Linked DNA regions of Homo sapiens: region 2 is linked to region 1. Evidence: chromatin loops called from intact Hi-C (ENCODE). Cell type or tissue: B cell. All regions are shown on one strand. Each heading gives the region's core, and the rest is flanking DNA. Links, peaks and the distances in the headings are about the cores only. Region 1 overlaps BTBD9 (BTB domain containing 9). Region 2 overlaps BTBD9 (BTB domain containing 9).

The links. A loop is a pair of places that touch in the nucleus more often than their neighbours do. Peaks named below come from ENCODE experiments on the same cell type or tissue, not always from the same donor. Only the 100,000 strongest peaks of a DNase experiment are listed, where the experiment ranks them.
Region 2: it touches region 1 in a loop (2.1-fold over the local background); 1 of 110 quality-filtered maps calls a loop at or near these places.

The regions. Positions count from the first base shown.
Region 1 is chr6:38,468,954-38,485,291 of GRCh38, forward strand. The region is part of intron 6 of BTBD9 (BTB domain containing 9); the gene reads right to left. It overlaps BTBD9-AS1 (BTBD9 antisense RNA 1), which reads left to right and starts at 12,643. Exons shown (of 2, transcript NR_144472.1): 1 at 12,643-12,833; 2 at 13,114-13,574. RefSeq lists an enhancer at 8,433-8,956. In B cell, for the core only: no CTCF peak of the experiment used is centred there; no DNase peak of the experiment used is centred there.
Region 2 is chr6:38,394,895-38,411,232 of GRCh38, forward strand. All of the region lies in intron 6 of BTBD9 (BTB domain containing 9), which reads right to left. Among named protein-coding and RNA genes, the nearest start is that of BTBD9-AS1, 79 kb to the right of the region's middle. In B cell, for the core only: no CTCF peak of the experiment used is centred there; a DNase peak (open chromatin) is centred at 9,557.

The DNA of each region.
Region 1 (16,338 bases), core at 4,952-7,451:
GATTTGGGACTCAGAGGATTATTAAAACATTTTGAAAAACCTATGAAAAGAATTTCAATCCTTACTAAGGAAATAAAATATCACTTGTCAGTCCTACTAATCTTGTTGGTATGTCTGTAAAAATCTAAAGTTGCATTAAAAAAAAAAGGCCTATTTAGAAATGTGTGGATGGTCAACAAGTAAATAATCTGAATGAGGCAAAAGCAGTGGATGGCCTACCTCACCATATTTCACTGACTTTCAATAGTGCTTTTATATCCCTCAGCTCCAAATAAAAGTGTCTAGGAACTTTCTTAACCATGTGTCCTGAGGAGTACAAAAAGGGGGATTAGGGCATTTAAGGAACCCACTCTCTCTTTTTTTTTTTCCTTTTTTTTTTTTTTTTGAGACAGTCTCGCTCTGTCGCCCAGGCTGGAGTGCAGTGGCATGATCTCGGCTCACTGCAACCTCCGCCTCCTGGGTTCCAGCAATTCTCCTGCTTCAGCCTCCAGCGTAGCTGGGACTTACAGGCACATGCCACCACGCCTGGCTAATTTTTTTGTATTTTTAGTAAAGACGGGATTTTACCGTGTTAGTCAGGATGGTCTCGATCTCCTGACCTCATGATCCGCCCATCTCGGCCTCCAAAGTGCTGGGATTACAGGCGTGAGCCACCGCGCCCGGCAGGAACCCACTCTTAAAATACCCTGTATGATTCATGGCATCGTAGCCTCCTTGTCATTTAAGAGACTTTGTTAGAGGACCGTTACACAGATACCAGGATTTTGTCGTCTGAGTAGTTTTAATTTGAATTGCACAAATATCACTTAATTTTCACCTTGAACTATAGCACCTCTATTCCACAGCCACATCTTTTGCCCTTTCAATAAACTCTCACACTCACTTTCATTTATTATATGCCACATACTCTTTCAGACTTGAGATACTTGGAAGCCATACAAAATATTGTAATACGTAATTCAAAATTGAGCACGTACACAAGAATTTAGAATTACCTCAAAATTTTATCACTGTCAGAAAATACTGTAAAATACTTCCTCAGAAAACAAAAGACATCAAAATAACATCCTGGAGACCAGACTGATCCTCCTAACACCAACAAGTTCCAAAGAGAAAACAGAGAAAGAAAAGAGAAGGAAAATTTTAGTGAGTGGTAAATTTCAATTCCTTATTAAAGACATAAATATGTTTTGTTGCCAGTAATCTTTAAGGTCTCTGCAGACTGTGTGCTTTGCAGTTGTTAAACGGGCTTTGTTCTCTTTTCTACAAGAACAGAAAAAATAACCACGGGAGGACAGAAAATAACCAAGTGGAGAACCTAGCCATGAAATGCAGTCCAATCTTCACATTTATCATCCTGGCCAGTACAGGCCTGTGTATGCACTGGCCAAACTTAGATGGGAAGACAACCATGATCCTGGCCACAGAAGTGTATCTAGCCAAAAGATGTCTTGTTCTTGAAAATGGAAGCATAGGTTGAAGACGGACTGGATTATAACTCAGGGAATTGCACACAATGTCCTGTCTGGACATAAAGGTTGATTAGGGAGGGTTGGTTTTATTGTGAACTCAGAAAAAAGGACCTTTGTGGAAATCCTTCAGATACCATCCCATTTATCCTAGTGATCTACTGGTTAGCTTTCAGAAAATGCTTTAGCATTTTAATGTGAACATTTTTGAAGTTTCTAAGTCAAACAACCAACAAGAGAAGAACTGGCCTTCTCAACAAGAGAAGAGTGTGTACCTCTGCAGAGCAGCTGATGATGGCATGAGCCATCTAAAGCATGCGCAGCACTCTGCTGATAAAGCACCCTTCACACTTAGTCTGCCTTCAGAAGAGAGGAGCATTAGAAGCCCTCCTGCCTCAGTCCAACAGGCCAAGCAAAATGCCAGTGAGTATCAACTGGAAAGTGCCACCTCAGAAGCCTTTAAAATCACATTTAATTATACGATTCACTGCTGCTTCTTTAACATGCACTGAACGAAGTAGTAAATTAGAAAAGAGCAGTTTTCCAAGATTCATTTGCTACATTAAAATTCTTTGGGAGTTGTTTATAAAAAATCTCCATCGCAAGATGATGACTTTTGGAGCTCTAAGGAACATGTAAATAGAGGATGGTAAACTTACCATAGCATCACTATTTTAGGGGCAGAACCAATGGCCTTAATTTTCTGCAAATGTACTTTAAATAAGTTGTAAGGTATTCCATTTATAAAAATGGCTATCAAACCTTAACATACCCTTGAAAAGTGATAAAAGCTCAGCTCTGGGTGACCTAACTGGCAACTAACATCAGTCTATTTTTAAGGCACAATAATCATTTCAACTGGCTAACAAGTAGCAACTTTGGGTTTACTAGGTGGTACTCGGCAGTGATGCTTCCATCAAAGCAAGGAAGATGAGGTCAGTGCACAGTTTGCCTCACCCAAGGAATCCGACCCACTAGGACCTCAAGAACAAAACTAACTTGTATAACTAAGATTAACCCACAATCCACTTCTTTCCCTCATTTTTACTAATGAAAGGCAGGTTTAGAGCTCAGAATAAATATAGGTAACAAGTCTAAGTGACTTGTACTGACTAAAGGTTTTTCGTTGTTGTTGTTGTTTTAAGCAGGGATGAGTTCTCACTATGTTGCCCAGGCTGGTCTCAAACTCCTGGCCTCAAGAGATCCTCCATCTCAGCCTCCCAAAGGGCTGGGATTACAGGTATGAGCCACTGTGCCCACCTGTGACTGAAGTTTGCTCAAAATGATCCACAGAAACTCTTCCAAAGCCCTACACCTTTCATCCCTGAATCGTCTCCTCCAGCTCAAGGTCACCCAGAGAAAGAAACTAAAATGTCATTACTTGGAATTATGTCTCTTCATTACCAAAAAGAAGATCCAACTTATGTTATTTCTGGCCCATTTAATAAATATTTTTTGAAGGTAAAAACATGGTCATTGAAGCAATAATGATTGCCTCTTTTGAGTTGAATATATTTGCAATTTCAGGCCTCTATAAGCCAGTTAGAAATACAGGGAATACATGAAATAACAGAGCTTCTCTGAACATTCTGCAAGATTCCACTTTGCCTCTGTAGAAAATGTGGGTATTATATGTAGATTTTCTGCAAAGTGCTCTGAAAATTCCATAAATCCCATCCTGCAGGGATTTCACTTTTCTGTAGCCTTTCCACCACACTTGTATCCTATCTCCGCTAAATATATGCTGCAATACCAACATTTCCATAGACAAAGCACTGCACACTAATAAAACACAACACTGTTTACATACAGTGCAAATATATAACATATTTTTAGCATAGGTTAGGAGCAATATTTTTAGATGGATGGAGCCTGCAGTGCTATTAGTAACAAACTTCTACTGTAAATTACTGGCCTAAATAGAAATTTATGTTCCATAAAACCCAGCATGAAACAATAAGTTAGAAATATTTAAATAACATTTTACAGAGTGTTAAGCAGCAAGTGCAACTGTGTCAGGCTGAGTTGGTTACTGAAAAGGAGAGTTGGGCACTGTCATAGAAAGGTCCCCAAGCAGCAAGACGATTCCTTGGTCTTTTATATAACTTAAAAAAAATTATATATGAAATCCAGATTTGCCATACTAGTATGTCAAAGGTAGCCTACATGTTGAAAACAAGTAAAAAATAACCAACCAGTCCAGGAATAAAATGTTGCAACTTCTACAGACAAAAGGCCAAATGGCACCTACAGGAGATGGGATTTTGGTTCCTACCTTCATTCGTTTTCTAAAAATACGCTAGGCCTGCAATGTGAAAAGATGAGCTTATATCTAGGTAGGCCTTTCTAAGATCTATAATCCTGCTCAAGTCATAATCAAGCCCACTCTTGCATTACTCACATTTCACAGAACAAAGAATATTTCTATGATTTCTTGGGGGAAAATCAGCTTCCAATTTAAATGTATCTTTGCTCTTCTGCAAAATACCAAGATTTTAAACACTGTATTCAAAATCTAATATTGTAAGCCTGATACTATGGTTGGATCCTGTGAAGTATGTGAAAACACCATGGAAGCTCCTGAAATTTGTAATTTAGATATTTTTCCAAAATAATGGAAGTGAGGATTGGCTGGGGAGGTGAGGAAGGAAGAAAAGGTCCAACTTCTGTTTCTCTTCCAAACAGAACAAGAAGTCTTCAGGGATTCAGTAATAGAGATGACAGAATGCCATGTCTTCAAGTGAAAATAAAATGATAGCTTTCTCTCTTCTATTTATCCATCTGCAATTCAGTAGGACAAATGCAATACTCTTTTTAAAAAATGGGCTCTGGAACCTCAATAAAAAGAAGTGAGTTCTCTGATTCATAAATAATGTCCCCAAATAAGAAATAAACAATAGTTTTGGGTTATGGTTTTGTTTTATTAAGGCAGGAGATTGGTACTGGCATGCTGATTTTTTCCAATGGATTATCCAGTTTTCATCCTTAAATTCCACATGCCTAAAATTGGATTCATTTCTTTCCCAATCTGACTTATCTCTTTGCCTATTTCTGTCAGTGCTATTTTAATTCTACCAACCGTCTACATTAAAGCCCTCATTCATCACTTCTGATTCCTACTCTGCTCTTATCGGTAGAACCAATATGGAAGCTCAGTAAGAGTACAAATCCTAAGTACACTGGGATGGTGTCTCTTATTCACCTTTCATTCATTCTTTCGCCCCTACCATATGACAAAGACAGTGATAGGTACTGGGTAAAAGTGAACAAAACAGTCACAATCCCTGCCTTCATGGAGCTTACAATCTAGTAGAGAAGACATACATTAAATAAAGATATAATAATAAATTGTGATAAGTGCTTGAAAGAAAAATACTTGGTATGGAGGAATTAATTAAGGGGTGATGGTAGTCAAAAAGGCTTCTCTCTGGTAGTAAAAACTGAGCTGAGACTAAAGGGTAAGTATAACATATAAGTAAGCTAGATGAAGACTAGGGGAAGAGTATTCTAGAAAGAAAGGCAATGTGTTGGGAAACCCTAAGATAGGAAAGAGCTTGGCACATTTTAGGAAAATGCACAAAAGGCCAATAAGGCTGGAGTATTTAATAAATGGGCAGTACAGTGGCCTTGTAGACCATATTAAGAAGTTGGGTTTTATCTCATACTTCCATATAATGAGAAGCTTAATGGGTTATGTACATGATCTGATTTATGTCTTAAAAAGAACACTCTAACTGCTGAGTAGAAAATGGAGAGAAGAAAAGATGGAAACAGGAAAACTAGTTATGGGGCTATTGCAGTAGTTCTGGAAAGAGCTGAGGCTGGGCGTGGTAGCTCGTAACTGTAATTCCAGCACATTGGGAGTTGACGTGGGCGGATCAACCGAGGTCAAGAGCTTGAGATCAGCTCGGCTAATATGGTGAAATTCTGTCTCTACTAAAAATAGAAAAATTAGCCAGGCGAGGTGGTACATGCCTATAATCCCAGCTACTCAGGCGGCTGAGACAGGAGAATTGCTGGAACCTGGGAGGCAGAGGTTGCACGAAGCTGAGATGGCACCACTGCACTACAGCCTGGGCAAAAGAGTGAGACTCTGTCTCAAGAAAGAAAAAACAGAACGGAAAAGAAAAGAAGAGAAGAGAAGAGAAAAGAAAAAGGAAAGAGCTGAGAGTAACCTGAACTAATCAAAGCCATCTTCATTCCCAGGGCCTAGCACAGCTCCTGGTTCATACAAATACATGAATCAATAACAGCATCAGTTCTCAAAGCTCTTTTTTTAATAGTATTTCCACTTGTTCCAGCATAGAGATATCCTCCTGTCTCTTTCTTAAACATAATTACATTCATTTCCAGGGCCAAATTTTTAGTCCACATCATGATAAAAAAAATTAGATGATCTCTAATGCCTATAATTTGAAGTTCAAACTCAACTGCCACATTAAACTCCAAATGAAAGTAAAGTATACTTTTAAAAAATCTCAATCAGATAAATAAGCAAAAATTTATATACAAGAATATTCATCAGAGCGTTATTTACAACAGCAAAACAGAAACTATATGTGCTTCAATATAGGAAAAGTCAAATTATGGTACCTCTATATAATGAAACACTATACACCCCTCGAAAATGTTTTCAAGGAACATTTAATAATGTAGGGAAAAGTAAAACAATGTTAAATGAAATAAGCAGAATATAAAACATACATAATATGATCTGAAGTTCAATTTTAAAAAGAATACATACATATACACATGGCCAAAAAGAAGTAAAATGAAGTACTGAATTAGTGGTCTACGGACTATAAGATTATGGGTGATTTTTACCATCTCAATCTTTTTCTATTTTCCAAATTTTCTTCAATAGTAATACTTATATTCTCAGAAAATCTCCTAGTAACAGTTACATTTAAAAGGAAAAAACATCTTCAGCTGGATCCACATTGCTGTCTCCATCTTTGTTCAAATCTGTGGCTGTGTTTCCTACAGCCCAGCTTCCACCATTGCCTGAACATAGCATATTCCTGCTCTGCAGCTATGGGTCTGTGAGGCTTCCCTCAGCATCTCAAAGCCTGCCCTCAACATTTACTACGCAAAGCACTAATCTGACACAACATATGCTGCCTTTAGCTCTCATCTTCTCTGTCCAATTCACTGTTTTCTGGTTTTTTGTCCTTCCCCACAGCACCACGCACAGCATCATCCTATACAGGAATGTAATATTTGTTGACTGCCCAGAATGAACAAGTTATTCCAATATAAGGGCCACAATTTGGTTCTGAGAAGAACAGCATACCCATGATCTCTTGGGTCTCTGCTGTTTTTCAGCCAAAAGCTGCTGCCATACTTCCCAGTTTGAACCACGGACTGATAGGGCAGGGAAGAGAAGTGGAGAGGAGGTCTAGCTCAACCCCTGAAATGAACACTGAGTTCTAAAGGTCCAGAGAGATTCTCTGAGAGTCTCAGAGAATCTGAGCCAGGCCTGGAAACACGATGGCTCTAGATTCAGTGGTCTTATTCCCAGTCTGTTCTATGGCAGCTCCCTCCAAGAGCTCTTCTCCCTAACTCTTCAAAGAATGTAAACTGGCTAATTAAGTCTGGAAATGTCCACTCGATTTCCTGAATGTCCATTTGGCAGGCTGGAAAAAATTAATTTGGGGTTGCCATTGTGTTTTTCACTCTGTATAATTTAACCGTTAAATATCAAAGGTTCACTGAAGTAAATGAAAGTAGTTTTTAAGCTTAACGGTTAGACACTTTAAAAATTGTTTTCAAGGCAGCACAGCACAAAGGCCAGAATCATCTGATCACAAATTCCTCCCAGGGATATAAAATTAAAAGCATAATTCAGTGTACTTGTAAGGCTACATCTTCCCTTCTCACATCCTTGGAATAAATGAATGCAGACCTGAGTGAAGCCAGGGTGCATAACATGTGCTTATGAGCCAGCCTGAAAAGTACACATTTCACAACTCCAGGAAGACATATTAAAGTCACTGATGAATAATTATTCTGATAAAGCTCTAAGATCCTATGAGGTTAGGCTGTGATTTGAGTTGACAGCTTTGCTTATAAACATTGGTTCTAAAAAATACCAATTAATGATTCATTTGAATCCTGCTTTGCTCTGATACTGTCCAAATTCTGGCATTTCATGTCATGTCGTCGTCTTTTACCATATAAACTTCAGTTTTATCAAGGCAAAGACAGTAAAAAATACTTTCAAGTAAAAATAATACAAATAACAAAGGATCTATTTTACTGTTGTGAACTCTGACAATTTCCTCTTTGCATTAAAAAAGATAATAAGTGTCAAACCAGTTATTATAACACATGACAGCTTCAGAATAGAGACAGCGTATCCAGCTTTATATTATTCAGTATAGACACATGGGAAAAGAGCAAACAGTTTTTCTAACAGATTTCTCTGCCTCAATGCCAATATGGCAAATAATCATAGGAAAATGTTATTACTATACCTAATTTTCCCTTGGAGCTTTTAAATAGAAACTTTTGTTAACTGATTTTTAAAATATGCACAGGGAGTGAGGACAGCAACAACACTACATGGGGCCCTGCCAGTGACATTCAGGCTTCAGAGAGGTGACACCTGGGATGGGTGGGGTTCTGAAGATTAATAAGGGCTGAGGACCAGGGGATGCATCACAAAGACAGATGTCTATCCTAAAAGGGAAGAGCTCCTGAAATGGCATGAATTCCACTGAGGGAGAAGTTGGGGAAATGAAATGAGAAAGCTTAATCTGCGCTTTCTTTCTCTAATTACTGGGGATGACAATCAAAATTAGAGGAGAGTAAAGTAATCCAGATGTACAAGGAACAGAAGCAAAATGAAGTAGTTAAAAGACATTTTATTAGAGACTAAGAGCGATTCACTTCAACTAAGTGTTACCTAGTACCTACTATGTGCTAGCTGTAACATCGAAATACAATTGAATAGACAGGGCTTATTTTGTAAGAGCAAACTCTCATCTACAGGACATGCCAGGGGCAGAATCATGCTTACAATAAGATGCTCAGAAGCAAGACTGTCTTTTCCTTTATACCTAAAAAAGCTTGTTTAGCAAACAGAGTTATCTTTATCTGAAATGCTTCTAATCCTGTGCTTTGTATTTATATCCATACCTTTTAGATAAGACCTACTTTATTGCCAATTCTCACATTTTACTGAGCTAACGAGCAGTATCTATATTTGCTGATTTTATTTTCTGTCACCCTAGTGTTATCATAACTTAATGCTATCAGGGAATAGGAAAGAATCAATGCTGATTATAGTTAAGAAAGCGAGGATGAAAGCAATACGAACTGGGGGTATTTGAATTTGTAAAGCCTCTACAGGAGGTCTTCTTATCCTCGAGTCATTTAAGAATTACTCACTTAACTCAAACTGAGCAACGATGCCACGAACACATCAAGTAAAGCCATCAGTGGCTCTGTGGTGAGGCAGCATGGTTTAGTGGAAAGACAATTCACACAAGGTCTTTAGAGTCAGGTGAACCCGTTTTTGAAATCTGGCCCCATCACTTTTTAAAAACGGTGCAACCTCTCTGGGCTTCAATTTCTTCATCTGTAAGAATGAGAATACCCCTGCTGCCACAGGGATGTTATACAGGATTAGGTAAGACAAAAAGCATGTGTGAGTGCCTAAGAGGAAGCAGCATGTGGTCAATACATGCTGTTTCCTCTCTTTTCCCTCAACTGCTTCCTACCAGGAAGGGGGAGGGGGTCAGAAGTTTAAAAATTTTACCACCAGTCTCTGATTACGTGCGTATATATGTGAGGAGAAACATGTGCAAAGGAAGGTTATATATTTCTGAGTACTGGGCTCTCATGAGCTTTGCCACCTTTAAAATATTTTGGTTTTATTTTATTGATTTTGACTATCATATTAGCTTACTCATATATATCATCTGACACATCCATTTACTGGTCTTTTAAGCATCTCTGGGCATGTGGATGCTTGAAAAATAGTTTATTAGTATGATTTGACTATCTCTATCTTGTCTCCTATTTTTTTTAGAGAATTACATGGCCGGCAGTGAGGATGGTGTCAAATCTCATCAGTCATCTACAACCACTTTCTCTGACCCTTTCTGCATCATTGAATTTGACTCCCTTTCTTCCCATACTCTCCTTAGAGGACCTAAGAGGAAATGTGCATGGGCAGACAAAACAGAAAACTAAAGGAGGGAAGATAAGTGGGTTCTTGGCTTCCGGAAGGATTCTGACCTACTTCACTTGCCTTCAAATTCTGTGTGAATTTATTTCAGAAGCTACAGGGAAGAGCTAAGAACTCCTGTTTTCCTTGGAGAAGGGAAGAAACAAATGCCAGATTAAAACTCAGAGGAAACTCTGGAAATTATAAGCGAGGCTGCTACTATATAATGACCAAGTCGCCTTGGTATGTCTTGTGAGCTAAAATTCCATTTCACTTTTATCATATATAAAACCAGGATTATAGCTCCAGGAGGAGCTACAATCTGTGTTCTCTTTGGTCTATCTGAACATCCCAAATAGTATCACAGTCTACCTGAAGAAGTGCTGCTGAAATAGACTGACAATGCTTCAATTATTTTGGCTGCAGGCAAAGACAAAATAAGTCTCAGGAGTTCTCCAAAAGCTCAAAAAGTTCTCTGTAAACTATGCTGTTATCAAATGGAAACTACAAGAACGCGACCAACACCACAGGAGGAGAGATTTCCCTGGGCTTTGCTCTGGCTATGAAAGAGTTTCCAAATATACAATGAAAAGTCAGTGGAACCTGACAGGCGCCCAATGTGGAGCACAGGGGTTCAGACACACAACCCCTCCAGCTCCTCTCCCGACGGCTTCCCACCCACTGAGCACTGGCCAAACCCTGGTTAAGCGAGCACTGACCTTCCTGTTTATCTGATAATCCACACAGTGTAGATGGGAAAAAATTGAAAGATAGAAAGGAGGAAGCATAAAAAAAATCATTTCCTCAATGTTAGTAAAAACATAAATTGGTTACATGACAAACATGAGGTGGTGACTATGTTAATGGTACAATGGCAAAGTTATTACAATCTTTGGAAGAAAAAAAAAATCCCATTTCTTCACAACTTTCCAACATTTTAAAATCCAAGCCCAGGCTTGAATCACTGCTTTATGAGGTAACACTCCCTTTCTGACTGCATCCGTGTGACTGGGCCACCAAGTCCCACTGATGTAGTTGGTATTACTACTGCTCAATCAACACCTCTCAGAACAACAACTTTCACTTCAGAATCCAAGCCTCAAGTTATAGGGGGCACTAAAATCTTTTTTTATTTTTATTTTTATTTTTAAAAGACAGGATCTGGCTCTGTCGCCCAGGCTAGAGTGCAGTGGCGTGATCTCGGCTCACTGCAACCTCCACCTCTCGGGCTCAAGCAATCCCGCTGCCTCAGCCTCCTGAGTAGCTGGGACTACAGGTGTGCACCACCATGCCCAGCTAACTTTTGTATTTTTGGTAGAGAAAGGGTTCCGTCATGTTGCCCAGGCTGGTCTGGAACTCCTGGGCTCAAGCGATCCTCCTGCCTCGGCCTCCCAAGGTGTGGAGATTACAGGCATGAGTCACTATGCCCAGATGAGCACTAAAATCTTTAAATAAACGCTCTTTTCTATAGACTGCTAAGAGAAATAGAAGGGAAAAAAGCAATACAATACTTAAGATTTACTGGAGAAGTACTACTGGGAATTGAGGGGAGAGTGTACTCTTTGGAAACAGATAAACGTAGCTCTGAAACCCTGCCTTGCTCCTTGCTAGCTGCATGATTCTGAGCAAGCTTCTTGATACTCAGCTTCCTCATCCATAAATACGGGGAGCAATGCACTTCCTTTGCAGGGCTCTTGTGGGCTGAGAGACAGCATGCATTCAACACTCAGAGTACCTCTCCTTTGTCGGTGCTCAATAAACAGTAGCTCATCTCTGCCATTCCTGGAGTTAAGGCAGAAGACCCACAGTACAGCACTCTGCTTAGGAGCTCTTATGAAAGTGTAGGTCAGATTGGTGCAAGTCCTGTCAAATGGGCATTGGTGGGTTACACAATCTGCTTTTAGCCTCTCATTTAAATTAAGCATGGGCCAGAACATCAAACTCTTTTCAAGAAATCAGTGCTGTAACTGGGACCCTGAGACTACCTCCATGCAAAGTAGTATATAAGTAAAAAGCTCTAATTTTGCTTGTAGCTCAGCTATAGAACACGCCAAAACCCCCCACCAAACCCACTGTTCTAAGTAATGGAAGTGTACTCTGAGAACCATCTGAAAAGAAGCCTGACAACTTGCCTGTCTTATTCCCCACCTGACCTCAATCTTTCTTCCTCTGAGTGGATGATTCCAGTGCCAGTTTTAGATCCAGTGCCTACCCAAGATTTGGCGCTTCCCAAACAGACTGTAGTGTTGGTAGACAGCATATAGCCATCACACAGGCTGACACTAAGAGATAGTGGGTATGAATGTGCGCTCTGTGCAAAATCCTCATGGGGAAGGAAGGCAACACCTGGGTACCTTTGGCAATGTAAAAATTCCCTTCTTTTAAAAATGCTCTTTAAACAAAGAGCTTTATATCTAGACTCAAAAATGCCTTTCCATCAGTATCAGCTTCTCCCAGGTAAAAGGAAGTGAAGACAGAAACAATGGAAATCCCATTGAGTAGGGAGAGGCAAAACAGAAAGGTTTATTCTAACGTGAGAGGAGCCCATGATGATGTGAAAGGGAAAGAAGAGAGAAGAATGGCATATAACCTGGAAGATTCAAGTACATTCACAGATAGATACTTTCCCAAGGTGTGCAGGAATCTAGCCCTTCTTCAAGGAGACAACCATAGCATCATATAATTCAAATTAATTCCTTTCTGAATGAGAGCTGAGTAACAAAGACAAAACTTGGCAAGATGGCACAGCACAGTGAGTGCAAAATTGTATTCCCAGTTGATACTTGGTGAGATGTTAGGTTGTCAGCTTAATGTAAAATAAAATGAGGCCGCACATCGTAAAGTGTTTTGAAAAGTAAAAATCCAAGGGAGATAGGAAGGCAGCATTTTAATGAGTCTAGAGAAAATGAATTCCAGGGTGAGCAGCTCTGCTCACGACCTCTTTTCAGTTGGTATCCCATAGGCCTCTGGGAAGCGGGGCACATGAGGGAGGGGCCAGTGCCTGCCTCCACACTACCCCCTCTCCCCTAATGAGGCTGGCAGCACCATTTGCTAGCACCTGGCAGATGAGAGAGAAAGAAAACCTGGTGTGGAGACCCCCATCCATTAAAGGCAAGAGAGTGAAAAGTGGGAGAGAAAGCTCCCAAGTTCAACAGCAGTGACCTAGGGTCATGCAGTGAGGACTTACAAAGGTATAAAAGCTTCTTTATTCAGGTGGTTCCTTTCAGCGCAACTTATTTGATGATGCTTAATGCAGGCAGTTAAAAGAACAGTTCAGTTGGATATAACTTACAGTACGTCACACAAATCTGGAGTGCCCAAGGAACATTAGTTTCAGGGAACACACTGAGATTATAACCAGCCTTTTTGCCAGGGGCAGCTTGTAACTCAGAAAGTCATGTTTCATTTAGGATGTGCTGTATAATGTTGAAGGGGAAAGTAACTATTTTGTTTTGTTGTGTTTCTTCCCAGTCCAAGAAGAAAGCATTTGGAGAAGTGCTACACATGCTCAACTGAACTTCCTGTCAAATTGTTCTCACTCGTTTGGGCACAAGTCTGCTTAAGCCATCTCTCATTAACATTTACTCTTGCCCGAAGCCCTCTACGCCCCCAACCCCTGCTAATCTTCCACAAGCAAGCTGATCACACTGGGATCTCCTTTTCCCAGACACGTTTGATTCTCACTTTCTCCTGAACCTAGAAATGTGCTTCCCACCAAAGCATGCCAGGCACTAACTCGTCCCTACTGAAAGGGGCTGTTAAAAGCTCATCTTCTTTCCAGATGGTAGTGAGGTGTGAGGTGATCCTTTCTCTTTCTTTTTTTTTTTTTTTTACTTTTAGCTACCCCTCAATTCTGGTGTTCAGTAACAATGTATTCCACTTAAAAGAGAGAAATCATATTAATTATTCTAAGATATAAACACTTAATTTTATTCATGCTCTTGAATTACTTTCCTTTCTACCGCATGTTTGTGTAGCTGTTATATGAGTCCTTTCTACTGATGTAGCTGTCATTCCTTCAACTCAGTTCTTGCCAAACACTGAGCTATGTCTGGAGATACAAAGATAACTACTCTTGTTGAAGAGATGCCAGTTTAGTGGGGGAGACAGACATGTAAACAGATCTGTATCTGAGATAGATGGCCTGGGTAGGAAAAGAATATATATAGCACAAATAACTCAGTGGACCTGCAAAAACAGAGCTTGAGGCCATGATATACCACAAAGACCCACCAAGGCACAAGCACTGTCAACATGAAGGTAAGGCTTCCATTTTTGCCTCTTTCAATCTGGGTACATCTATTCTACATACTCTGCCTTTCCTCCTGTTACAGGAAAAGAAGGAACCTCAATTCTACCTAAAGTCAATCTTCTCCTTGAGCTAGAGATCCAGCCCCTCTCCCATAATGAGGTACACGGCCCCTACAAAGATCCACTCTCCTGCATTATCAAATCCTCCCTCCCTGTGGTATCATTCCAGTCCACACACACACATACCTTAACATCATCCTCCCTTGACCCTAGGTCCCCCTCCATCCTCTTCATCATTTCTCTGCTTCCCCTCCCAGTGATACTTTATCTTCTACATGTATTGCTACCCCTATTCCCTCAGCCTCTATTCCCTTCTCCCTTGACTCCACTGAAATGGCTCTTAAAGGACGCCACTAAGCTCTATCTTGCTACAACCAGGAGTCGATTTTCTGTTACCTACTGCCCTCTCCCATCTCCCCTCCTCATACCGAAAGACTGACTTTTTAAGACTTCCATGAAAATGTTGTCCTTGTTTTCTTCCTGCCTCACTGGCAGCTCCTTCCCAGTCTCTTGTATTCACTTTTCCTTGCCCACCTGCTGTCTGGTCTTCCCTATAGTCCATTCTCACACTAGATCACACTAGAGTTATCTTTCAAAAATCTCAACTACCATCACCTGGTTTAAACCCTTCTATGGTTTCCCATCATCCTTAGAATTCGACACTATCAAGTCCCTGTAGGACATGGCTCCTGTCTATCTGTCTGCCCTCATTGCTAAACATACCTTCCTCCCAACACCCTACAGACTATCTACCCACCAGATTTCAGAAACACATGGCCTTCTTTCTGTTCCTCAAAAACCCCAAGCTAGTTTCTACTTCACAGCCTTTACTCTTGCTGTTCCCTAGCCTGGAACACTTCTCCCTTAGATTGCTGCATAGCCAAGCCAACTTCTTGTAATTCAAGTTTTGGCTCAACTCACTTCCTCAGAAAGGCCTTCCCTGACCGTTCTGCTCAAGTGCTCCTTCCCCAAACTCAACCACTGGCTAGCTTATTCCCCCATTCCAATTTTGTCAAACTATGACTAGTCAGTATCACATTTATTTCTTTACATCTCATTTTTCTCTCTCTCCTACTACAATGTAAACTGCGTTAAGCAACAACTTAATCTCGTTTACTGCTATATGTCTACTTCCAGGCACAGTGTTTAGTATATTGTGGGTGCTCCGTAAACATTTTACTCAATGGATAAATGAAATGACGATGAAATCCTTGTTTAGAATCCTGTGTTCAGCTCTTTGCTCTTCAACTGTAGACATGCACAGAAGCATAAAGGTGAGACATAATAACTAGTGCACAGGGAAATCAGACCTATGAAACTAGAACTAGAATTACTAAGGAAGTGTTATATTTTTATTCTTCAGGGGTAATCATTAGTTGTTTTTTAAATGTCTAATGAGGATTAAATAAAAAGAAATGGATTAAAGGTTCAGCAGATGGGCAAAAGTTCTAGAGTAGATAAAATGTGGGTTAGATTTATAAAAACACTTCCTGGGACTGACTACTATTTGAGATTATAATCAGTTCCTGAAGAAGAATACTGGATATCTTTTTAAAACAAAAAGAGATAACAGTAATCCTTTATCAACTGAGTGCTTCCTTTGTACCAAGACCTCTGCTAAGGCTGTTTTACAAGCCTGATCTCCTTTGACATTTGTAGCAACCCTATGAGACAGGTACAGGGATAGCTGGGAGATGTCATGGGTTCAGTTTATGACCACACAATAAAGCAAGCCACACAAATCTTTTGGTTTCTCAGTGCATATAAAAATTACGTTTACACTGTATGGTAGCCTATTAAGTGTGCAACAGCATTATGTCCAAAAAAAGTACAGATTATTAATTAAAACATACTTTATTGCTAAAAAATGTTAACAATCATCTGAGTCTCAAGTGAGTCATAACCTTTTTGCTGGTGGAGGATCACGCCTCAATGTTGATAGCTGCTGACTGATCAGGGTGGTGGTTGCTGAAGGCTGGGGTGGCTGTGACAATTTCTTAAAGTAAGACAATGATGAAGTCTGCTGCATCTATTGACTCTTCTTTCATGAAAGATTTATCTGTAGCATACGATGCTGTTTGACAGCATTTTTACCAATAGTAGACCTTCTTTCAAAATTGAGGTCAATCCTCTCAAACCCTACTACTGCTTTATCAACTAAGTTTGTGTGACAGCCTAAATCTTTTGTTCTAGAATCTACCATTTCAACAATATTCACTGCATCTTCACCAGGAGTAGATTCTATCTCAAGAATTCTATCTTCACTTTCTTTGCTCATCCATAAGAAGCAACTCCTCAACCATTAAAGTTTGCAGCAATCCAGTCATATCTTCAGACTACACTTACTGCTGTTAATATTTTGACCACCTCTCACGAATCACAAAT
Region 2 (16,338 bases), core at 8,557-11,056, 70 kb before region 1:
TTGACTTTAATCCTATAAGAGACTGTGTTGTAGGTATGAGCTGACAGATGATATAACCAAAAAAGAGAGGGGAAAAAAAAAAGAAAAAAGAGACTGTGATGATCTGAATATTTATTTCCCACCCCCAAAGTTCATATGTTGAAATTCTAACCCCAATGGACAGAATTAGGAGGTGGGGGCTTTGGGGAGGTGATTAGGTCATGAGTGAGGAGCCCTCATGAATGAGATTAGTTCCCTTATAAAAGAGGCCAGAGAGCCAGGTGTGGTGGTTCACACCCATAATCCTAATACTTTGGGAGGTTGAGGTGGGAGGATTACTTGAGCCCCAAAGTTAGAGACCAGCCTGAACAACATAGTGGGACCCTGCCTCTACAAAAAAAAAATTTTTTTAATTAACAGGGCATGTTGGTTTGCACCTATAGTCCCAGCTACTCAGGAGGCTGAGGTGGGAGGATTGCTTAAACTTGGGAGGTTAAAGGCTGCAATGAGCCATGATCATACCAGCTTGTCTCAAAAAAAGAAAAAAAGGCCAGAGAAAGCTTTTTTGTCCCTTCTGTCATGTGAGGCCACTGCTAGAAAGCGCCACCTATAAATGAGTAAATGGCCCTCACCAGATGCCAAAATTGTTGGCACCTTGATCTTGGACTTCTCAGCCTCCAGAACTGTGAGAAATAAATTTCTGCTGTTTATAAGCTACCCAGTTAATAGTATTTGTTAGTAACATAAGACAGCGACCTCAAGCCAGAACCACTCAGCTAAACTACTCTCAAATTCCTAATCCCTAGAAACTGTGAGATAATAAATGTTTACTGTTTTTTTTTTTTTGTCTTTTTGAGACAGAGTCTCGGTCTGTCGCCCAGGCTGGAGTGCAGCGGTGTGATCTCGGCTCACTGCAACCTCTGCCTCCCGGGTTCAAGCAATTCTCCTGCCTCAGCCTCTCGAGTAGCTGGGATTACAGGCATGTGCCATCAAGCCCAGCTAACTTTTTGTATTTTTAGTAGAGATGGGGTTTCACCATGTTAGCCAGGATGGTCTCGATCTCCTGACCTCGTGATTCGCCCGCCTCGGCCTCCCAAAGTGTTGGGATTATAAGCATGAGCCACCGCACCTGGCCTTGTTTTAAGTCACTATGTTTGGGGTGATCTGTTACACAGCAATATATAACTAATACACACAGCATTTAAGATGAGAGGAAGGTGACTGAGGTAAGAAGTTAAAAAGACAGGGCCAGATCAAGTAAAAATTTTAATGAAATGATATTAGCCTTTATCATGAAAACAATGGAAGTCACTGGAGGTTTTAAAAGAGGGAAATGACAGTCAGAGCTACATTTAGCAAGAATATCTGGCTACATTGTTCTTGTTTGGGAACTGAACAGAAGAAAGATAAAACCAAAACTAAAAAGCTTAGTTAGTGTACTGAATGTGAACCTACTATGTCTCTAAGATTCCCTCAGCCTCCACCAACTTTCTCTTTAACATATACTGAGTCACCCTTCTACCTGTGAACTTGGATAAAATGTCATACTGCTTTCTGAACAGTTGCCAAGCGGTTGGAGGAAGTCAATGGGAAACAAAAAATTAGGGCGAAGCCGTGTCTGAACAACCTGCTGTGTGTCTTGCCATGACCAGCAAGGTAAGGTGCTATATCATACTTTTCCCTCCTTGATTTTCCTTTATCCTTTACCCTTGCCACTTTGGGCTGGAAGTTACTAAAAAAATGTCAGCACTTTAATTCTTCCTTCAGGCTCTACATCCTACAGCTGTTAATGCCTACTGCAGTAGTCACTGCCCACAGTTACCTATTTAGAGGTAGAAATGTGGTTAATCTAAATTAAGATGAGCTGTAAGTGTAAAATACACACTGGATTTTGAAGACTAGTATTTAAAAGAAAATTTTAAACACGCCGCTTTTTATGTTGATTACATGTTGAATTGATACTTTGAATATATTGTTTAAATAAAATACATTATTAATTTCACTTGATTCTTTTTTTCTTTTTCTTTTTTTTTTTTTTTTTTTTTTGAGACAAGGTCTCACTCTGTCGTCCAGCCTGGAGTGTAGTGGCGCAATCTCGGCTCACTGCAACCTCTGCCTCCTGGGTTCAAGTGATTCTCAGGCCTCAGCTTCCCAAGTAGCAGGGATTACAGGTGTGCACCACCCCACCTGGCTAATTTTTGTATTTTTAGTAGAGACGGGGTTTGGCCATGTTGGCCAGGCTGGTCTTGAACTCCTGGCTTCAAGTGATTTGTCTGCCTTGGCCTCCCAAAGTGCTGGGATTACAGGTGTGAGCCACTGCACCGTCTCACTTGCTTCTTTTTATCTTTTTTAACGTAGCTACTAGAAAATTTAAAATAACATAATATTTCTATTGGACAGCACTGTTCCAGAGGACCTAGAATAAGACAGTACACAAGTTAAGCAAGAAAAGGGCAATTAGTTATTGCAATGGAGATGTAGAAAAGAAGACTGGAAAAGAATTTAAGGACAAACCATTGCCAGATAGAAATGACTGGCTGTGGAAGAGGGGAGGAATGAAAGATGACGCCCAGCTTTGTGGATGGGGCAACTCATTGAGATGAGAACTTCAAAAGAAGAACATGTTGGAAGGTAGGATTAATTACCTTGAGGCATTCTGTTGTGAATTTCAGGTGCCTGTGCATCACTCTAGTGAAGCTATGCAGTGGCCATACTTCAGCGTGCTATTTGCAAGCACAGGAGAGAGAACTAGGCAGGAGATGAAGACGTGTTATTAACAGATGCCATGTGAGCCCATGAAATTGCTAAGAAAGAGTGTGCAGAGTGAGAAAAGTGGAAGACACAAACAAACACATTAAGAATATCATTCTAGATTGTGATAGGTGTTATACAGAAAATAAAGCAGAATCACAAGACAGTGATAGATAGGGCTGAGGGGTTAGTTAAGTTTGGGGATAAATGAGATGGGAGTAAGGAAGTATACTGGACAAACAAAGCATTCTTGTGGAGGAAACGTCAAGTGCAAATGCAGAGAGTTATAAATAGCCTGACAGGTTTACCGAAGGAGCAGGAGTGCGGTACTATTGGAATATATAATAGAGTAGAAGGAATGGAGCAGGAGAAACTGCATGGGCACAGAGTGGGCAGATCATGAAAGGCTCTGCATTTTAAGCTGTGGATCTTGGACTTTATGCCATAGGTGAAGAGGAGCCCTGAGAAGTTTTAGTAGAGGAGTGACATGACTTCGTTCGATTTTTACAACTTTCATCAAGATACATGTTCCTAACTACAAGGAGCCCCACCTACTTGGTTCTGACATATCACTGGGTTCTATGAAGCACAATTTTAAAAACACTATATTAAATGACTTCTCTAGGCCTTTAAACCTAAACAGTCTATGGTTAAAAGATCAGTGAGAGAAATATAAAATTGTACTTGTGCCAGGTTCACAAGTCTCTCTTTCTTCTCTGTCCCAATCCTCCCCTCATTCACACTCAGATAACTGTGTGCATGGCAAGCCTGAATGTTAGGAATATAAGGCCATACCAAGGAATCAATGTCACATATTCAGACAAAATACATGGGAAGGAGGAAGTAAATACCCTCTTGAGGGCTGTCATTGAACCATCCAAACTAAAAAGAAACAATACAAGTCACAGCCTGATTATTCTGCAGTGGCCTCATCCAGGCCCTTTCGCCATCCTCTGTCTACCTGCTCACTGGCTATTAATGATTTCATTGCCCACTCACCCTCCCTTCATAGGCACACAGGTCCAGAAAAGAAGGAAACCCCCAAAGAAGTTAGCTATGACAACAAAGGAGAAGAAAATTAGCTAATGGCTGAAATAGAGTTTAACATTATCTGTTTATTTCAACTTTACTTCATCAAAGCACTTACCATTTTTTCCTAATTTATTCTTATACCCATTTAAACATATAATTATTTAATTTAATTTAATTTGTGGCCAGAAGAAGTGACTTGTGGAGATATACACTCCCTGCCCTCAGTTCAGAGCCTTTTGCCATCACACTACTTTCATTCCATCATGGGTTTTCTAAGATGAAATGTTTCATAACACTAAGAGAGAGAAACATTTGTTTTTAGTAGGAAAAGGTTTGTTTTTAAAATAAATGGTGTTCAGGAATAGCTTTCACCAGTGTTCACAGTCCTTATGATATAATAGCAGGTCCTATGGTGAGAAAAATTTGCAAACACTTTGTAAAAACACTGAGAAATGACTGTGTCTCAACAGCCAAATGGGTTTCTGAACAAAAACTAAATTAAATCCATTATAAAAAGCTTTTCAATGGACTACATCTAAATCCCACTGATTTCTTAATCTTTCTAGACTTTAATATAATGCACCCAATACTACCTAGATTTAGAATATTTAGGATATCTGGAAGTAAATCTCTAAATCTTAAAATTGTCTACTAGATTAACTACAAATACTACACACATATAATCACATGAAAGGCAACAGTGCAAGTGAAAGAACGCTGGACTTGGGAGCATAAAGACTTGTTTCTGCTATGTTTTCTACTCATTGTATGAATTGCAGAAGCTTACTTAAACTTTGTGTCAATAAAATGAGTCAATAAAATGTCATTAAAATGAGGTTACCAGTAACTAATAAATAATTTAAATTCCCTATATAGGTTCACCAACCACCCCAGATGCGTTTGGTAATCTATGGCAGAGACTGTGAGTTGCCTATCCAAGAATCCATCTATTCTCTTTTTCCTAAGTAAAACAACCTAGATTTTTTTTTAAGCTGAACCCATAGCTGCCTAGAATAAAGGCTGTATTTCCCAAAGTCCTTTGCAGCTAGGAGTAGCCATCTGACTATGTTCTGATCTTTTCTTTCTTTCTTTGTGGTTTTTATTTTTTTCTTGAGACAGAATTTCACTCTTGTTGCCCAGGCTGGAGTGCAACGGCGCAGTCTCAGCTCACCACAACCTCCGCCTCCCGGGTTCAAGCGATTCTCCAGCCTCAGCCTGCAGAGTAGCTGGGATTATGGGCATGTGCCACCATGCCCAGCTAATTTTTTTTTTTTTTTGTATTTTTAGTAGAGACGGGGTTTCTCTATGTTGGTCATGCTGGTCTTGAACTCCTGACCTCAGGTGATCCGCCCGCCTCGGCCTCCCAAAGTGCTGGGATTACAGGTGTGAGCCACTGTGCCTGGCCTTGTTCTGATCTTTTCACTATTTTTGGCTTTCCTGTCACTCTTCCTTTCCAAGGCATACCTCTGTACCTGTGTTCCTGACCCCATCGGGTCCTGTTTCCTTCACCAGTTCCTTCTTCTACCTGTCCCATCAGCTATTTCTTCTCTGTAGTATCTTTAATTGCTCTCTCGCTGCTAGCCACTTCCTCTCAGCCCAGATCCTTAAGCAACACACCTGTTTTAAGTAATCAGCCCCTCTTATCTCCCCTTTCTTATCAAACTTCTAGAGCCCATAGTTTATATACCCACGTTCCACTTTCTCATAGGCTTAGTGTCTCAATCTATTCCTTTCTCCTTTGCTCTACTGAAACTAATCTGAAAAATCACTCAATGTCCTCTAAGGGCCAAACCCCATGGCCTCTTTTCAGTCTTTACCCCATTTGACAGCCTTACAGGTATCTAGCATGATTAACCACCCTTTCTCCCCAAAAGCCTTCTTTCCTCCGCCTTTTGTAACATCTTCCCTAGGTTCTTCTAATGCCTCTCTGACCAATCCTTCTCAGGTTCTTTTGCACCCTTATCCTTTTTCATTCACTCCAATCATCACTCCCTAGGATACCAGCCCAGATTCCCTCTTGTCTCAGCAAATACACAATCCAAGGTAGTTTAGTCTCTCTCAGAGCATCAACTACTTTTAAACGTTTATTTGGCTTTCTGATTACAAAAGTATTCATGCTCACTGTAACAACTTTAAAATAATTTTTTAAAAGAATTTATTTTGTGCCTGGTCTAGGTTAGGAATTCTCATGTGTACTATTTATTTAAGTTTCATCATAATCCTATGAGATAAACATCTCCTATTCCTTCTGCTACAGTGCTCCTTCCCCCACTTTAAACCAGGCTAATTACTTCAGGCCAGGTCATGGCTCAAGAGTCTTTTCCTTCCCTGACCTTCTTTCCAGATTAGGACATCATATTACTCTCTGTCATAGCACCCTGTTCTTTCCTTCCATAATATGTATCACAATTGGTATTTGATATGGTCTGGCTCTGTGTCCTCACCCAAATCTCATCTCGAATTGTAATCCCCACATGTCAAGGGAGGGACCTGGTGGGAGGTGACTGGGTCATGGGGACTGTTTCCCCATGCTGTTCTCATGATAGTGAGGGAGTTCTCACGAGAGATGATGGTTTAAGTGTGGCACTTCCTTGCTCTTCCTCTTCTTCTCTCTCCTGCCACCATGTAAAATGTGCCTTGCTTCCTCTTTGCCTTCTGCCATAATTGTAAGTTTCCTGAGGCCTCCCCAGCCATGCAGAACTGTGAGTCAATGTTAAACCTCTTTCCTTTATAAATTATCCAGTCTCAGGTAGTATCTTTATATCAGTGTGAAAATGGACTAATACAGTATGTATACACCTTTTGTTTACTATGTTTGCCTCCAGGCTCTATAATGGCTCAAACAGTCTTGCTGAAGGATCCTTTGAAATTAAAATTTCCCAAAGGAGGAACAGAATCATTGTTGTATAAAAGTGAAATGATCAACCCTGGTAAAGAGACAAGAAGTAGAGACCTGGAGAATATTTCCATGTTGCTTAATCTATTGTCTAGGTTCCAGGATAGAGCTATTATGAATTATTCACAAAAAGGCAGTATGTATAGTCAAATGGTTAAGAAAACAGGCTTTGGAGTGAGTGACCTGGGTTCAAGTTCCAGCTCTGCCACTGATTTATCGTAGGACTATGGACAAGGATTCTTCATTGTAAAATGAAGACAAAAGTTAGCATTAAATGAGAATAATTCATTGTAACATACATAGCAGCTTAATGCCTGACACCTAGTAAGTGTTCAACAAATGTTAACTATACATACTCTACTCTTTAAAAGAATCCTAAGGAAGACTACAAGTGGCTTTCTATATTGGTTCCAATATATTTGAAATTATAACCAGAAGATGTTCTTTAAAATTGCTAATATAATCAATACACAAAATCAATTGTATTTCTATAAATGAACAATGAAAAAATGAAAATAAAATTAAGAAAACAATTTCATTTACAATAGCATCAAAAAGAATAAAATATTTAAAATATATTTAGCAAATATGCAAGACTAGTACATTGAAAACTATAAAGTATTGTTGAAAGAAATTTTAAAAGTCCTAAATAAATGGAAAGACATTCTGTGTTCATGGATTAAAAGATTTAATATGTTAAGGTGACGATACTTCTCAAAGCGATCCATAGATTCAATGCAATCCTTTTCAAAATCCCAACACACTTATTTGTAGAAATTGACAACCTGATCCTAAAATTCATATGGAAAGAACCCAGAATAGCCAAAACAATCCCCCATCCCCAAAAGAGTTAGAAGAATCACATTTCCTGATTTTAAAACTTATGACAGACCACAGTAATCAAGATAGTGTAACACTGGCATAAGGGTAGACATATAAACCAACAGAATAAAATTGAGAGCACAGAAATAAACCCATACATCTATGGCCAACTGATTTTTGACAAGGCTGCCAAGACAATTCAAAGGGGAAAATGTGCCTGGGACAACTGGATGTCCAATACAAAAGAATGAATTTAGACTCTTGCCTCACACTGTATATAAAAAGTAACTAAAAATGGATCAAAGACCTAAACATAAGAGTCAAAACTATAATACTTTTAGAAGAAAATAGAGGTGTATGTTATCATAACCTTAGATTAGGCAACAATTTCTTAGCAATGAAACCTAAATCAGCAAGACTTGGTGGCTCATGCCTATAATACCTGCACTTTGGAAGGCCAAGGAGGGAGGATTGCTTGAGCTCAGGAGTTCGAGACCAGAGTGGGCACCATAGTGAGACTCCATCTCCACTAAAATTAGAAAAAAAAATTAGCTGGACTTTGGTGGTGTGCACCTGTCATCCCAGCTACTCAGCTGGTTAAGGTGGGAGAATTGCTTAAGCCTGGGACACAGAGGCTGCAGTGAGCTATCATTGCACTCCAGCCTGGGTGATAGAGTGAAACCCTGTCCAAAGAGAGGAGAGGGGAGGGAAGGGGAGGGGAAGGGAGGGGAGAAGAAGGAAAGAAAAAAGAAAAGAAGAGAAGAGAAGAAAAGGAAAGGAAAACCTAAATCACAAGCAACCAAAGAAAAAATAAATTGGACTTCATCAAAATTTAAAACTTTTGTGCTTCAAAGGACATTATCAAGAAAGCAAAAAGACAACCCACAAAAGGAGAGACAATATTTCCCCACAAAATTAAATCATATATCTGATAGGGTTCTGGTAATTATATACATATGTATATCTTAAAACTCAACAATTTTAAAAAATCCAATTAAACAATGGGCATATAAACAAAAACCAACTCAATTTAAAAAGGCATAAAGAATCTGGATAAGACGTTTTCCAAATAAAACCCTGTAAATCCCCAATAAGCATATGAAAAGACACTCAATGTTATTAGCCATCAGGTAAATGCAAATGAAAACCACAACTGATATACCCACAAGGATGGCTATAATCAAAAATGTCTGATAATGACAATGAGTGTTGATGAGAATGTTGAGAAATTAGAACCATTTCATACTACTAGCCGGAATGTAAAATGGTACAGTTTCTATGGAAAACAGTCTGGCAGATCGTCAAAAAGTTAAAGACAGAATTTCCATATGACCCAGCAATTCTACTCCTAGTTATATACTCAAGGGATCTGAAAACATATGTCCATACAAGAACATGTACATAAATGTGTATAGCAGCATTATTCACAGCAGCCAAAAGACTAAAATGGCCCAAATATCCATCAACTGATGAATGGATAAGTAAAATACTGTATATTCATACAATGGAACATTATTCAGCCATAAATAGAAATGAAGTACTGATATATGCTATAACACAGATGAACCTTGAGAGAATTATATGAAGTAAAAGAAGCCAGACACAAAAGGCCACATATTGTATGATTCCATTTACATGAAATGTCCAGAATACACAAATCCATAAAGACATAAAGCAGATTAGTGGTGGCCAGGGGATGGGGAGAGAAGGGATTGGGAAGTGACTGCTTATGGATACTGAGTTTCTTTTTAGGGTGATAAAAAATGTTAGTGGTGATGGATGCACAACCTTCTGAATACACTAAAGACCACTTAATTGTACACCTTAAAATGGTGAATTTATGGCATATTAACTATATCTCAATTTTTAAAATTCCAAAATAAGCCGCTAATATAAATCCATTCCTTTAGCACACTAGCCCATTTTCTTTCCTCAGCAGACTTAGAGAACAAGTACTCTTCATTTACCATAGCATGATTTTGTGAGTCTTTAATATCTTCAAACAGTAGTAGACCCAGTTAGGTAACCTTACTTGATACAGAAGTAGAATAGACAAATTTGCATCTTATCTGGCACAGTTCCAAAACAGAGGATGCATTCATTACCGACAGCACAGCTAGGACAATAGAAGAATCACACATTTGAAAAGTGAAAGCTTCCGCCCAGAGCAAGTCAATAAAAAAAAACAAAACCCCAAACTACTAACTCTTCATCCCTGAGCCTGCCTGGCATGCATGGGATCTCATTCTGCCAAAAACCAAATTCAAAACAAATATCAAGATTCTAGGGAGGGCAAAGTTCAAACAAGCAAAAGCATTTCTAGTTGTTACTGCAGATAAGGGATAAACTGATGTGTTTCATTCTGGGCTTGTTATTATCAAATTGACCCTGGCCAGCAGAGGATAAAATTAGGATGGTTTCACTCCAGGTAAAAAGGTAGAGCTCAGTTCCAGAGTGGCCCGCACTTGAAATACTTTCTACTTCAATTAATTCTGTCAGAAAAGAGACAAATTCAGAAATCTCTTCAGGTTAGAGCCCTAGCCCTTTTCAGTGTTGTAAAATTCATACTGGGAAGAGGCTGAGGTAGGAAATATTACTGTCATCACTGAGGCTTTCAGTGCTTATTGTCAATCGTTATGAAACGATCTTGTCTGATTCATACCTCTAAACAATCAGAAGAAATCAAAGTAACAATGTAAGAGTTTCAGGAACAAATACAAAACTTGCCTGATGGTTGTAGCTTTGAGTTGTGCAATTCTAGGAATGTACCATGATCTCTGGCTTCTATCCAGAATGCTAAATAGACAATCTATCTGAGGAAGGGCCTGATCCCTCATACCTGGCCTGGGCAGGTCTGTGACTACATGTGTATCACTCGCTTTGAACCTGATACCCTATAAGACAAGGGAAGAAAATCTGGAAACTGGCAAAACAGTTAAAAAAAAAATTGGACAGTCATTGTAGGGCTCCTGCCAACTTCTGGTTTCTTGCCATAGAGAGTAATGATTCCTGCCAGTCACTTAGAAAAAGAATAGCTTCTAGAAAAGCTAAATTGCTATGACCTGAAAGCAGCAACTCTGCATCAGCACATAAAAACTTATAGGAAGTTGGAAGTCTGAAAAATCAGATTCATATTCAGAAATTTAATCTCTCCTCCAATACTGAAGCTATAATGAGAAATAAGCTCCTGCAAAAACACATATTAATCATTTTATTGGTTCTGTTGTTAAAAAAAAAAACAAACAATAACACCCAGCTAGTGTTACATTCTCAGTGCAAATGATATAAGGTTTTGTGATGGCAAAACCTTCAAATTATTTTATCCATATTTGTTCTATAACTTTTTAATACTAAATATTCCCAAATAAATAGAAGTCAATGGACTCAGGAAAGCAGCCATAAAGCCTATTTGAGTTTCCATACTGATCGCAGATCTTCTAGTGTTGGTCTAAATATTCTAGTGATAAACAATTCAGCACCTAGAATAATTCTCCATGTCAGCTGTGCACAACAGTTACAAATGAAATTTTGAAAATGTCTTTGGGGGAATAAAAGCTTTGTGAAGATGCTGGGGGAGGGGCAGTGAAATGTGGGTGCTTCAGAAATCAACAACAGTGGACAGGATGTTAATGAGCTATGACGTCAGCAGAGACATGTATTGGTAAGCTACTATTCAAGTGGGCTCAACTTTAGGCCTCTCAACCCAAAACCTGAGCTTAGATCCAACACACATTCATAGGTCTTTAGGTAAAAGGCAAGGGAAGATAAGGAAAGAAATTCTTCACAACTCTGTAGGACAGGGACCTAGCACCTTCTTATAAATCTTTGGCTCCTACACAAATCTAACATTTTAGAGTCCCAGAAAAGAGTAACCATAAGGAGCATCAGCATAGGCCAAAGGCAAAATTCTTTGCCAAGCTCTAAGTGCTGTTGAGATTTTGATCTAAAGCCCGAGAATTGATTGTGTGTGTGTTTTTTTAATCTCCAAATTCTACTGACTATCAGCAAGTTGAAGCAAGCCCCACATCACACTGTAGAGGAATATACATACATTACCATTCCATTAAATTTCTTGTCAGAATTGGTACTTGGAAAAGACCTCTTAGATTAGGGAATACATTTTCATTTACAGTAAGGAGTTGGCATTCCCAATTCCCAGTGGTAGTACTAGAAGAATTGGAAAAATAATTTTCTGATACTCTTACTCTCAAAAACAATGTTAGAAGATTAAAAGACTAGTCCTGGATATGCAATCTTAATAAGAAGAATCACATTGGGGAAACTAAATTTCTACAGGTATCGTGTCATCTGAAATCAATAATCACCTTGGTGAGGAAGGTAGGACAAAGTACTTTCTTATTATGATATTTTAATGGGGATCACACTTTGCTGCCCAGGCTGGAGTGCAGTGCCTATTCACAGACACGACCACAGTGCACTGCCGCCTCAAACTCCTGGGCTCTAGCAATCCTCCTGCCTCAGCCTCCTGAGTAGCTGGGACTATAAGCGAGTGCCACTATGCCTGGCTATGATTATCACCATGCTCAAGGAAGCTCAATGACCAGTCTGAGCAGGATTCACATGGTAAGTAGCAGAACCAGGTCTGGAAGTGAAGTCAGAGTTCAAATTCCTTGTTCTGTTTCCACTACCTGGCTGTCTTTTGTAAGGAGAATGGGAGGCAGAAATGGGAGTGAACAAGAAGAAAGCAGAATAAAAATGTATGTTGCACCTGAGTATTTCTCAAATAGATTTTAATTTTATTTTCCTACAGGTTTGGAAAAGTATTTGATGACATCTTAACTGTTTAAACTTTTATTTTCCTTTTGAATCCGACTTGCAACACATCTGTTGATCACATATAAAATAAAATTGCCAGAGATTAAGCAATGAGTTGTTTTCAATAAATTCTAACTTTTGTTCCCAGTCCAATTCAAATGGCAACTTTCAGAATGAGGCCAAATTGAAAGATCATTTCAGAGCAATAAAAGAGGAAGTTCTTTCAGTAGGGAATCACTTTTGAGTTCTAGTTCTTTGCAATGTTATATTTAAGACCAATTACTTATCCAGTATGCCTGTGTACCAGCCTGGCTATGCCCGGATCAGGACGAGAAGCAGACCAGCCACAGTTCTTCCTGTGTGCAACCTGCAGCAGCCCCTTGCAGAGTCTAGCTGGGGTTTTGAAGAATTCTAGTCATGCATTTAATAAAAGTCATTTTCCCAATGTGCTAGACTTCAGTTCTAACTTGGAAAAAGGGAGCTAAGTTGGGTAAAGTTAAATGTGGGGAAATATGCAGGACAAAATCAGCTAAGTGACTGCTTTCAACAAAAACCAAAAACTATTTCATTTTCCATGGGTATTTTCACAATGTTTTCCTATGTTCATGACTATAAAGATGATCAATTGTAAATCCTGAAGTAGCAATGGAAATAATTATCAAAACTGGATTCAATTAGAAGACTAACAAAATCCATCATGCTTGCCTTTCCATCCAGATAAATTCAAGAATCCCTGCATTCAAGGTCCTCAATGGAACAACTCTGATGTATAATCAGATCAAAGGAAAGCTGTTTTTGCTTTCTTTTTGGAGATAATTTATTTTTCCTAAAAAAGGAATCCCAATGAAACAGCTGATACATAACCTAAAATTAGGCCACTTTACTTACTAACACTTGAAGGACACGATTTAAAATCATGGCACTGGCAAAGCGTGGTGGCTCATGCCTGTAATCTCAGCACTTTGAGAGGCCGAGGCAAGAGGATCACATGAGGCCAGGAGTTCGAGACCAGCCTGGGCAACACAGTGAGACCCCCATCTCAAAAGAAAATAGAAAAATTAGTTAGGTGTAGTGACATGCACCTGCAGTCCCAGTTTCTTGGGAGGCTGAGGCAGGGGGATCACTTGAGCCCAGGAGTTCAAGTCTGCAGTGAGCTATAATCGTGACACTGCACTCCAGCAACAGAGCAAGACCCTGTCTCTAAACAAAACAAAACAAAACCAAAAAAACAGTTCTCATATTCTCTTACTTCCTTTGCCTACTATTCTAATGCTTAAAGGTTAAATACATTGAAGAGAATCCAAAAAGAATCCAAAGCTTTGTGATCTGGATAGGGGATGAACCCACCAATGTTTGTTTTTCCTTTGCTCGGGTTGAAATAATTCCAAGACTGCCACATTGACACCTTAGCCTTACATCATGAGATATAGTTGTTAAGGTCACTATATTTGCATGTTGGCTTAACAAGAAAAATCCCTGAAAAACCACTGAACATACAAACTATAAATACTCCAAAGTAAACAGTTGCTGTGTAGAATCAACAAAAAAAGAATATATGCAAAGAGGGAACATCTTTTATTATTTCCTAAGTCTTACCAACAACAGGCTTCCAAATTAATTTTGTCTTTACCCCTCTTTGTCCGAAAAACTAAGGCTAAAAGCAGTAGCATTTCTACCATCCCTCCCTCACTCAGTCCATTCTCAGGAAACACAGAGCCCAAAGGAAGTATCCAAAGGAAAATGATACGAAATTCTAATGCTTAGGTACTACTTCAGGTACCAGTGCTATAGAAAAAGACCAAAGAGAAATAATTGGTGGACAGGCGCAGTGACTCATGCCTGTCATCCCAGCACTTTGGGAGGCCGAGGCAGGTGGATCACTTGAGGCCAGGAGTTCGAGCCCAGCCAGGCCAACATGGTGAAACCCTGTCTTCACTAAAAATACAAAAACTAGCCAGGCATGATGGCAGGTGCCTGTGATCCCAGGTACTTGGGAGGCGGAGGCAGGAGAATCGCTTGAACTAGGGAGGTGGAGGTTGCAGTGAGCTGACATCACATCACTGCACTCCAGCCTGGGTGACAGAGACAGACTCCATCTCAAAACAAAACAAAACCCAAGACAAATAATTGGTGGCCTACAACATAATGTGAATTAACTTAATTCCTTAAGCAAGCTTAATCAGCATACTTTTCTGAGATATTCTATAAGGGCTTAATAAGTGTTCATTAGTTTTGAAATGGGAGAAAAGATGTAAGATAGAGTACCCTGTAGTTGTTTTTTAAATACTTATTTTTAATCTATATTTCTAAAATTCAGGAAAACAGATGTTCATAAACTCCTGTTTACTGATTAAGAATTTCTTGAAAAGGCTATCTCTAAAATATGTGATCTGGCTGAGCATGGTGGCTCACGCCTGTAATTCCAGCACTTTGGGAGGCCGAGGTGGGCAGATCACCAGGTCAGGAGATTGAGACCATCCTGGCTAACACAGTGAAACCCTGTCTCTACTAAAAATAAAAAAAATTAGCCAAGTATGGTGGTCCGTGCCTGTAGTTCCAGCTACTTGGGAGGCTAAGGCAGGAGAATCTCTTGAACCCAGGAGGTAAAGGTTGCAGTGAGCCGAGATCATGCCACTGCACTCCAGCCTGGGCAACAGAGCAAGACTCTGTATCAAAAAATAAATAAATAAATAATAATAAAATAAATAAAATATGTGAGCTTATGGGTGGTTGTACAAGTGTGTGATTTCCTGAGTATAAAACCAAAAACAAGGCATAATTCGAACTAATTTATCCAGTCAGTTATCTCCCTAGCATGAACCCAATTCTGTAATCATTTTCTAGAGCTAAACCGTTATATTTTCTGGGCTCTAACACATCAATGAGTTTTTATTTTAAAAAAAGAAATCATTCCACTTGCTCAAAGAAATTAATGACTTAAAGAATATCAAGAGTTTTTATTTGAATATGTTTACATAGTTGATAAAATCCAAAACATCTATCTCTTATATCTTAGAATTAGAAACAAAAATCTAGTTGTCCAGGCATGGTGGCTCACACCTATAATCCCAGCACTTTGGGAGGCTGAGGCGGGAGGATCACTTGAGTCTAGTAATCACTTGAGACCACCCTGGGCAACTGTGTGAGACCCCCACATCTACAAAAAGTTTAAAAATTAGCCAGGCATGGTAGCATGCACCTGTAGTCTCAGCTACCTGGGAGGCTGAGGGGAGGATCACTTGAGCCCAGGAGGCTGGGGCTGCAGTGAGCCGTGACCACACTACTGCACTCAAGCTTGGGTAACCAAGTGAGACCTTATCTCAAAACAAACAAACAAAAAAAAGAATAAAAAATAATGTTAATGGAATAATCTCAAAAACTTAGCATTTTTTATTCCATGAAACTGAAGAACTGTGCTATGGAAGATTTTTTAAATGAACAGCTCTAAAATAACTTTCATTGATAAGAAAACATGAAAATATTACCTGGTCATGTAACACCTATGAATTAAACATCTTCAGTGAGGAAGTTCCTTAGAGAATGATACTGAATGACTAACTTAACAATGCAACAGTGTGCAATGTCATGTCACGAGGGCCGGGTACAGTGGCTCACACCTATAATCCCAACACTTTGGGAGGCTGAGGTGGGAGGATCACTTGAGCCTGGGAGTTCAAGACCAGCCTGGGTAACATAGTGAGACCCTGTCTCTATAAAAAATAATTTAAAAAAACAAGAAAATATCATGTCATGAATTCACATATTATTCATGCAAGTGGTTCCCTGCATGTATCTCCAGTCCAACCTCTCTCTCTTGTGACCTCCTGTCCCACATTCTGATTGCTGACCAGGTAGTTCTACTTGAATATCCTTACCAACTCTCCATACTCAACCTGGCCCAAACTGAGGGGCAACATGCATAAAAAAGAACATGGCATGAAAGTAGACTTGCACGCCGTGTTCTTGGAGAGGAAGACAAGATCAGAGGATGCCACTACTCTCTAATTCTAATTAATAACATCTCAGTAAGAATACCATAACCCATTCCCCATCAAAATTAGATAAGTTGATTATAAGGCTAA